2 separate regions of the Homo sapiens genome follow, and region 2 is linked to region 1. Evidence: read pairs that join two places in POLR2A ChIA-PET (ENCODE). Cell type or tissue: MCF 10A. All regions are shown on one strand.

Region 1 (5,000 bases):
GATGATGTAACTAGGGAAAAAGACACACATCTGAAAAGAAATTAACAATGTAAATGATTTAATGGTCACCTGAGTGGTGTATTTGAGGAGTACAGGTTTCCTTGTAGGATTTTTTTTTTAAGGCATCCATTGAGAAAAAAGAAATGAACACTATCAGAGAAGAATCCTGATGGAGATACTGTTTTGGGCTAGAGGTATTGAAGACCCCTTAAGATAAAAAATGCATGACTTGGCTCTTCCCTCAGAGAGCTCATACTAGGTGTTCAATTCACATTGGTTTCTGAATGGCTTGAAAACAATGATATCCATTCTCAGAGGGCTGAGACTGGATCTAGAATTGGCACTTCAATGCTTGGCAGTACTTTTGATCTTCTAATATGCCCTCTTGTTTTCCAGAACAATATTGACAACGATAATTCATTGAAAATTTACATCAGACCCTGTGCTAAGCCTGCATTATTTTACTGAATTTTAAAACAACACTAAGAGGAAAGTACCTTTATGATTCTATTGAGAGATGACAGAAGAAACTAAGTCTCAGAGTGAGTCTTACCCAACTTAGTAAGAGCTGGGATTATAACTGGACCTCCCTGCCTGCAAAGCCCATCCTATATTGTCTGCCTCTCCAAATCACAGTAACAGGGGTCAGAGGAGTAAAACATTGTATTCAAGGACACAGAGCCTCTGGCTTCAGGCCCTGCTGTCTCCTGCACCACAGTGAGCAGCTCTTGGTTTTTTGTGTGTATTATCCCAGGAGAGGTCTCCCCACACCCAAGGGCCTGTCTCTCTCTCTACCTTCAACTAGTCTGAGGCCAGGAAGAATATCTTCTCACTCTAAGGTATGTCAAATCATGGTTGAACACAACTAAGATCTTAATAACAGTAAATTCATTGACCCAAATGGATTCTGAGCCTAATTTGAAGATTCTCCATGGATTTGATTTCTCTGTGCTTGGATGCTGTAGGTTGATTGCCCTTGAAGAATAGTTAGGCTGGGATGAGTTACTTGTTGGGTTCTTCTCCGGTTTGACCTGGTAAAGCTTCAGAACAGGCCTCTATAGAACATTACCTTCCAAAGTCTAGAGAATGGGCCAAGCCCACCTGTGGGGGAAGAAAGACAGTAGCAATCAACTCTGAATTCTTCAGGCTGGGTTCAGGGACAGATAGGGGTGGACTTCCAGCAGCCTAAGCAGGGCCAGGAATAGGGAGAGGAGAGAGGCACCTGGGGTACAAAATGTAAGGAGGCACCCACTCTCAGAGTCGCACAAGTGCAAACCTGAAAAACAAGGGCCCCCAGGCCGGTCACGGTGGCTCACGCCTGTAATCCCAGCACTTTGGGAGGCCGAGATGGGTGGATCACGAGGTCAAGAGATCGAGACCATCCTGGCTAACACGGCGAAACCCCATCTCTACTAAAAAAAATACAAAAAAACATTAGCCAGGCGTGGTGGCGGGCGCCTGTAGTCCCAGCTACTAGGGAGGCTGAGGGAGGAGAGTGGCGTGAATCCAGGAGGCAGAGCTTGCAGTGAGCGGAGATCGAGCCACTGCACTCCAGCCTGGGTGACAGAGCGAGATTCTGTCTCAAAAAAAAAAAAAAAAAAAAAAAAGAAACCTTTGGCAGCCATCCAACATCCTTAACCATCTTTTCCTTTCCATTTCTCAGCTCTGCGTTCCTTGATATTCTGCTTGGGCACAGACTAGCTGAAGGGAGACAGAGAGTCTCTTGGGCCTGGGTAATAAACACACCTAAAAACCAAGAGCTTCTCATTGCAGGGCAGGAGACAATAGGGGCCTGAAGTCAGAGGCTGTCCCTCGGGAGCAAATGAAGTGATTGGCTTCACTCTCAGGTTCCTGAAGCCTCTCCCAGGTGAAGACAAGAGGGTTACTAGCAGCTCCAGGCTTACTTCTGGCCAGTCCCAGGGGAAAAAGAGAGCTCCTCCTTCCCAGGAGCTGCAGCAATAGCTTTCACTGGCCCAGCCCAAGTCTAATGCCCATGGCTGAAATGATCACTGTGGCTGGGGACTAACCTGCCCTGAATGGTTAGCTCTACTCATGGGCTGACTCCTGGGGACCCCAGACATTCAACCACATTTGGAACCACATAGATTTAGTGAAGATGTGGGTTCTCCAAAGGAGAATCTGGTTGCTCTTGTAGGAGGGATGGGTGCTGAACAGGCAAACTCAAGAGCAGTCAACTCAACAGCCGGAGATGCTTCTAAAACTCTGGCTTCTCTGGAGGCCCACAGGACTCTTGCCCAAATCTGCGTTATTTGTGGGCCTCCTCTGTAGGCTTTCCTAAGGCATGAAATGCTTAAAATGCTTCTTGCTCATCTTTAGCCACCTAACCCTCTTCCCTAAGGCTCTGGCCAATGACTTGTGCATTACAGTCACTCAGGAAGAATTTGCTGATGTTATGAAAGAATGAATGAGGAACTGTGCTGGGGCTGGGCCCAAAACTTTTATTAACTGCAGGGTTAAAAGCTATCGAGGGTCAGGGGCACCACAAAGGGGCAGAGGGAGTGAGTCAATTAACACCTGCCTTTTTATTTCCAAATCGAATTGTTGCATGAGGTTTGGGGATGATGTAACCACTCTGCAGTGTTGGGGCAGGATTTATGAGCTAGGGTATGTGGAGCAATGGTCTGAGCAGGCAGCTGGTGAGAGGCACTTACCCTGACTGCCCTCACTTGGAATCCTCCCGAAAATAATAGCTGTATGATATGAAGGCATCTTGGCAGAAGGACCGCTGCACCCAGGGTGGACCGGAGCTGAATCACTTTTTCCTGGGTTGGTATGGAAGGGTGTCCAGCTCAGGCATGGCTTCGTGTTGGGAGGGGAAAGGAGTGGGAATGTGGCAGGGTGGAGAATGAAGGGGCAGGCAGGATAGCATGTTAGCGCAGCCTTAGGGCCCGGGAATGGGGACATGCGCCATTGGAGTCATCCTAGGTTGAGTAGGGACTGGCATTAGCTAACACAGGGAGTCCATTTGTTAAAATCCATTCATTGTCTCCTACCTGAGAGGAGCAGGATTAACCTCTGCTGGAAGTTTCTGGGAATGTGGTTGGCACTGTACGAACTCGCTCACCACTCCATGGCCTGCTGTAGGGCTCGGGAGGGAGGAAGGAAGGCAGGCCTCCCCTCCTGCCTTTCCCACCAGTGCTTGGGTCCAAACAATGAATTTTCGACTGGGTCATTAAATGCTGATTAAAGTACTGGAGAAAAGAACAAAAGAAAAAACCAACATCAAGTGTTGTATGTACATACACGCTCTCACCCCAGGCCCCCCTTTCCCTTTCTCAAGCTGCCTCAAAGTTCGTTCCAACCCTCCATTGGAAATGCTATAAAAGGCCAGGTTAATTAAGTCCTATATATTACCAGCACAAACACTTCCAACTTTATTCCGGTGGCTCGGTGAGTGAGGAGGAGGCCGGGCAAGGTCCAGGCAGCTCAGGGTAATAAAACAGAAGACTCAATTACCTTGTACATTTGCAGTTTTATAAAATCATTTAAAGTTCTGCCAATGAAAAGCACAGTGGAGAGGCACTGGAATTCTGACATCCAGCAAAAGCTTAGGGAACCAGGATTCCCTTAGAGTTGTCACAGATAGCAAAGTCATCCTGGCCATCTCCCTCTTCCCTGGGCAGGAAAGTTCTCTCCATAGAGTGGCCCACGGCAAAATATGGAGGAAGGAAAAAAGGAAAGGGACTCTCCAATGGTGCACTGAGCACCCACTGGGTCTGGAGGGCTGTGCTAGTGCCTTACATAACTCACTGGGGTAGGTATTATCCCCATTTCCAGATGAGGAGACTCAGGCTGCAGAATGAGTCTTTGGTGTCTAACCAAGAGAGACCCAACACCCAGAGCCTGTGCGCCTCGCCTGTTATATTCCAATTCCTGCCCCTCCCTTTAAGCTACCAGGCCTGCTAGCTGCATATCATGGCCCAATATTAGAGGACAGTCTCTGGAGCCCATGGGCCTGGATTCAAATCCCAATTCTACCACATCTTAGCTGTGTGCTCTTGGGCAAATTACTTAACATCTCTGGGCCTTAGAGAAATTACTTTCCTCATTTGCGCCATTCAATCTGCTAACAATGCCATCAGAAAGGTACTAATATCATTTTCACAATGCTGCATAAAATGCTTGGAGTCCAGAATATGATATATATTGGTTATTATTGTGATTAGTTATTTTCTTTCTTTTTGAGACAGAGTCTCGCTCTGTTGCCCAGGCTGGAATGCAGTGATGCCATCGTGGCTCTCTGTAGCCCCAACCTCCTGGGCTCAAGCAATCCTCCCACTTCAACCTCCCGAGTAGCTGGGACAACAGGCATGCACCACCATGCCCAGCTAATTTTTTTTTTTTTTGTAAAGATGGAGCCTCACTATGTTTCCTAAACTAATCTTGAACTCCTAGGCTCAAGCAGTCCTCAAAGCTCTGCCCCCCAAAGTGTTGGAATTACAGGTGTAAGCTACTGTGCCCGGCCCTATTGTGATTATGATGCTAGCTATACCTCTACTTGTCTTGACCCACTCATTCTGCTTTCCAGTATAATAGCCAGTGAACCAGCTATACAAACCATGCTCCTGTGCTTAAAAAAAAAAGGGGTTAGAGGAGTTCTCCCAACTTCTTTCTCTATACCACAGTGACCTAATTCACACACAGATTCTCCCATTTCCAAGTCTTACGGAAGGGCAGGAATCTATTTCCAATTGAGGAACCCTGTTTTTTCTTGTGGGATGAACAAAAACAAGAGCTATATATAAATAAAAAAACAACTTGTTTTCTTCTTCAATAAATAGAAACTGTTCGACACGCCTACACCTTGAGAAATGGGAGTAAAAACCTTCCATTCAACAGCAGCCTCCCGGGGGAGGAGTTATTCTCTGGGCTATAGCCACAGTGACCCAGAGCAATGTTTCCCAGGAGGCTGGAGAGAATTAAGCCCAAAGTTCTCTCATCTTGATAAAATCTGTCAGGGCCTCAATGGGAGAACCTGG
Region 2 (5,000 bases), 110 kb after region 1:
TTAACCTGTTTCATACTTTCCATTTTTCTATGCTGTATTATGTGTAATTTTTTCAGATCTATCTTCCAGTTTACAAATTCCACCTCCAGCTGTGTCTATTCAATTATTTAACTGTGTCATTGAGTTTTTAATTTCATACCTGATATATTTAAATTTCTAGAAGCTCTGTTTGGTTCTTTTTTAAATCTTCCTGGTAATTTTTAAGACCTCTTGCTTCTTTCTTGTGCCTCAGAAGCTGTGGAGGTTTCAGGCGGCCCAGTGAGGTAGATGTCCTCAGGGTGTGCAGCAGTTTCACAATCACTTACTTCCTGGACTGATGTTTCCAGTTCATTTCTGGCCTCTGGTAATTCCCTTACCTTCTTAAAGGCTCTTCCATTAACTGAAGGGATTTCAAAAGTAATTTTTCTAGCATTGTTAGATGTTTTGCAGCTAATAGATTTGTGTGTCTTTAGTCATCATATAGATTTAAATCCAATTTGTTCCTTTTCCAATGTTCATGCTTTCAGCAAATAACTATGAACCACCTACTTTGTGCCAAGAACTTCTGAGAATTTAGTGGGGAGCAAGACTGAGCCTGTCCCTCCCCACAGGGTCATTTACAGTCTATGGGGAAGCCCAACACTTAACCAGGCAACTGCACCTCACAGTTAATCAGTGTTCTGATGGAGTAAGCATTAGTAAACAACACCATTCTGAGATATGTAGAGGCCAGAAACACTCTAATATTCAAATTGGTTCTCTTTCTATAAAAATTCAACATTTATTTAAGAGAAAGGACTATCCCACAAAGCAAAACCCAGGTTCTTTTCCTACTTTAGAAGGCATTAGGGAAGCTGTCTGTTATTATTCAACTACATGTTGCTATTGAAACATACACTTTTTAGGGGGAAGATCTGGTGCCCCACCTCAACCCCAAACTACTCAGAAAATAAATTATTCCAGCCACGTACAGTAGCCTCCCAGAGGATGTTCTGGTAAATTTTTTTCATCTCACTACATTTACACTGGTATTTTAGTTGCTGCCCCAGCCATCCCTTACTTCCAGTGTTCTGGGTAACTACTGCTGCATAACAAAGCACTCCAAAACAGTGGCTTCAAATGATAACTGTCTGTTCTGGATTGAATTGTGTCCCCCCAAAAGATATGCTGAAGTCCTAACTCCCAGTACTTCAGAATGTGAACTTATGTGGAAATACAATCATTGTAGATGTAATGAGTTAAGATTAGGCATACTGGGATAGGGTGAGGCATATTGGATTAGGGAATCCAATATGACTTGTATACTTATAAGAGGAGGGAAATTTGTACACAAAGACACACAGAGAACACAAGTGAAGATGGAGGCAAAGGTTGGAGTGATACAGCTACAAGCCAAGGGATGCCAAGCATTACCTACCACCAGAAGGTGAGAGAAGGGCCTGGAACAGAATTACCCTCAGAGGCCAGGTGCAGTGCCTCATGCTTGTAATCTCAGCACTTTGGGAGGCCAAGGCGGGCAGACCACCTGAAGTCAAGAGTTCAAGACCAGCCTGGCCAACATGGTGAAACCCCATCTCTACTAAAAATACAAAAATTAGCCAAGCAGGGTGGTGTGCACCTGTAGTCTCAGCTACTCAGGAGGCTGAGATAGGAGAACCGCTTGAACCCAGGAGGCAGAGGTTGCAGTGAGCCAAGATCACACCACTGCACTCCAGCCTGGGCAACAGAGTGAGACTCTATCTCCAAAAACAAAAACAAAACCCAAAAAAAGAATTACAAATTACCCTCAGAACCCTCAGAAGGAGCCAACCCCACCAACACCTTGACTTCAGATCTGGCCTCTGGAACTGTGATAAAATTAATTTATGTTGTTTTACCCAATTTGTGTTTTACCTAGGAAGGCCTTGAAAACTAATACCCTATCATTTTATTCTGCTCATGAATTTGGAGGTTACCTGGACACAACTAGGCAGTTCTCACTCTGGACCTCACACATGGCAGACAGCTCCAGAGTGGCTGGGGCTGGGACTGTGTCATCTCAAGGGCTTCTTCATGAGTGTGTCTGACACCTGGGCTAGAAAGACTCAAACAGCAGGGGCTGAATGAATTGGGGCCCCTGTCTGCCTCTTACTTTGTGTGGTCTCTACACATGGAGGCCTCCACAGGGGAGATGGACTTCTTACAGGACACCTGATGGCTCTCAGATCAAGGGCTCAAGAGAATCTGGGAGATGCGATGTGACCTTTTCTAACCCAGCCCCGGAAGTCACACGGCATCACTTCCACTACATTCTGTTCAAAAAGGCTGTCGTAGAGGCCTTTCTTGTCTGATCAGATTAGTTCAAGGTAAGGGACGTAGACTCCATCTCCTCATGAGATAAGTGTCTAAAAATTCTGTTTTTTGTTTGTTTGTGTTGTTTGTTTGTTTTCCTGAGACGAAGTCTTGCTCTGTCACCTAGGCTATAATGCAGTGGCATGATCTCTGTTCACTGCAATCTCTGCCTCCCTGGTTTAAGGAATTCTCCTGCCTCAGCCTCCCGAGTATCTGGGATTACAGGCACATGCCACCACACCCAGCTAATTTTTGTATTTTTAGTAGAGACAGGGTTTCACCATGTTAGCCAGGTTGGTCTCGAACTCCTGACCTCGTGATCCACGCCCACCCCTCCTTGGCCTCCCAAGGTGCTGGGATTACAGATGTGAGCCACCATGCTGGGCCGAATTCCCTGACATGCTTTAAACCCCCACAACAGCTCCGTAAGGAGACATCTGGCCCGAGGGATTGGGGAAAGCTCTGTGGAAACAGCAATGTCTGCCAGCCTGAAGTCATAGGCATGAGGCATTAGACAGGTGAGCAGGGCAAGTTCCAGAGAGAGGAGCCACTCCCCTTCTACCCCCAGCCCTGCGCCTCCTGACTAATGCTGGAAAACTGCTCCTTCCTTTCCTCACCCACCAGCCCCAGGCTCAGTACTTCAGCTGAGGGCACTGGCTGTATGCCAGGCCCTGAAGGCATATGATCCAGCCCCTCCCCAGTTATTGCCCAAGCCAAAAGTCATCACTGGGATCCTCTCTACCTGCTACCCAAGCCAAAGGCCAACCCCAGGCTCCTCTCTGCCCACTGCCCAGGCCAAAGGTCATCCCTAGGCTCCTCTCTGGCCACTGCCCAAAGGCGGTGGAGGCGAAGCTCAGGTGCTTTCTGTGCCTTCATGAGTGTATCCGACACCTGGGCTAGAAAAAGGACACAGGCCCTCCTTTTTTTCCCTAGTCTAAGGCCATTCCTGCCCCTGCCTTCCCCATGAATCTGGGGCAGCCCTCAGAGAGGGCTCCCTACACACACAACAACCACCCAGGGTTTGGGGAATCAGTTGCAGGGTCTGGAGCAGTTACTCTCCCCCTGCTCACCCCACTGTGGCTCTCAAATTCTCTGCCTTCTGAAGGACCTCTTCGAATCTCCCTACCCTACTAGGTCACCTACTCGTCAGTGTCTGGACTGAGATTCAATGTCAGGCCTGTCAAACTCTAACCTGAGATCCTCTCTTCTCCCATCTTCTCACCCTCCTCCTTCTCTACTCTTTCTCCTGCTGTTTTTCCCTCCTTTCCTCTGTCTGTCTGTTTTTGTGTCCCTGAGCTCTTTCTTTCTTTTGCTATAACACCTCCCCGAAAGAGGGGCTGTTTAGAGGCCAGAATTATCTCTGAGTTGGGTTTGGGTTTCTCCACAGTCATTGGTACCAGAATCTGGCCACACTCATTAGGGAAAGTCCATCGAGGAATGCACCATGGTGACTTGCTGCCTCCCCTCTACTCCACAATGGCTTTTCCTGGGTCTTTAGTCTGAGACCCAGAGTGGGATGGATAGAGAAAGAGAGAAGGCCAAAGACCAGAATGGCAAGGGAGGAGGTTATGCCCCATGGTCAGACTATGATAGGACAGATGCAATGAAGGAGACAGAAATTAAATTCTTACCAATAATCAAATCATCCCAACCTAAAAGCTCCTGCCCAAAGAGGCACTGCCACTTGCCAGCTGACATTAACTATGTCACTTCATTTCTCTGAGCCAATAATAATCCCCTCCCTAGAGGGTTGCTATTACAATTCAGTGTGATAAGGACAGTTGATTCCATTTGGAATGCTTTGGGCTGCAAATAGCAGAAGAGTCAACCAAGACTTGCTTGAGCAATATAGATATTTAATTATTTCATATAGGAAGTAAGGGTCTTCAAGCTTGGTGCAATGATTCAGAAATGCCAGCGAAAACCCAGCTTCTTTTTATGTTTCTGCTTCACTATTCTTAGCTTGTTGTTTGCATGCCATGCTCTTTCCTCATGGTTGAAAGCTAGCTGCTGCAGCCAGCCCAAGGTATCACATCCAAGAAAAGGAGAGGAAGGCTGGGCGCAGTGGGTCACGCCTGTAATCCTAGCACTTTGGGAGGCCAAGGTGGGCAGATCGCTTGAGGTCAGGAGTTCGAGACCAGCCTGGCCAACATGGTGAAACCCCGTCTCTACTAAAAATACAAAAATCAGCTGGGCATGGTGTTGCAGGCCTGTAGTTCCAGCTACTCAGGAGGCTGAGGTGGGAGGATTGCTTGAACCTGGGAGGTGGAGGTTGCAGTGAGCCAAGATTGCATCACTGCACTCCAGCCTGGGAGACAGCTGTGTCTCAAAAAGAAAAAGAGAGACAGAAGAGGGAAATTAATAATAATAATAAACACCCCTTCAGGTGAAGAACTCATTGCAGGTGATCCAAGAACCCCACACTGAGAAATTCTGCCCTGTGGTGTGATCACCTGATTGGATGCTCATTCTCATCTCAGATGCTTTTGCATTGTGAAAACTCCTTCGAGGAAAAAGTGATGCCCCAGTGGCAGAATTCCATGTGCCTGTGGGGCTAGGCGGGGGAGGGAGAAGGCTTCCTGGCACCTCAGGTCACGTCACAGAACTTCAGAGCTGGAAGGGACCCTGAAAGATCCTCCTGCCAACCAATCACACAGATGGGGAAACTGAGGCCCAGGGCAGACCAGTGA

Evidence for each region. ChIA-PET counts read pairs that join two places held together with the same protein. Peaks named below come from ENCODE experiments on the same cell type or tissue, not always from the same donor. Only the 100,000 strongest peaks of a DNase experiment are listed, where the experiment ranks them.
Region 2: POLR2A ChIA-PET joins it to region 1 with 18 read pairs; 2 of 35 experiments call an interaction of 5 or more read pairs at or near these places.

Annotation. Positions count from the first base shown.
Region 1 is chr10:75,356,722-75,361,721 of GRCh38, reverse strand. ZNF503-AS1 (ZNF503 antisense RNA 1) reads right to left here. Exons shown (of 4, transcript NR_038226.1): 3 at 3,015-3,212; 4 at 44-1,101. It also overlaps a transcript of ZNF503 not described here. Among named protein-coding and RNA genes, the nearest start is that of ZNF503-AS2, 42 kb to the left of the region's middle. In MCF 10A, no CTCF peak of the experiment used is centred here; a DNase peak (open chromatin) is centred at 2,531.
Region 2 is chr10:75,249,059-75,254,058 of GRCh38, reverse strand. No RefSeq gene overlaps it. Among named protein-coding and RNA genes, the nearest start is that of COMTD1, 16 kb to the right of the region's middle. In MCF 10A, no CTCF peak of the experiment used is centred here; DNase peaks (open chromatin) are centred at 288 and 2,888.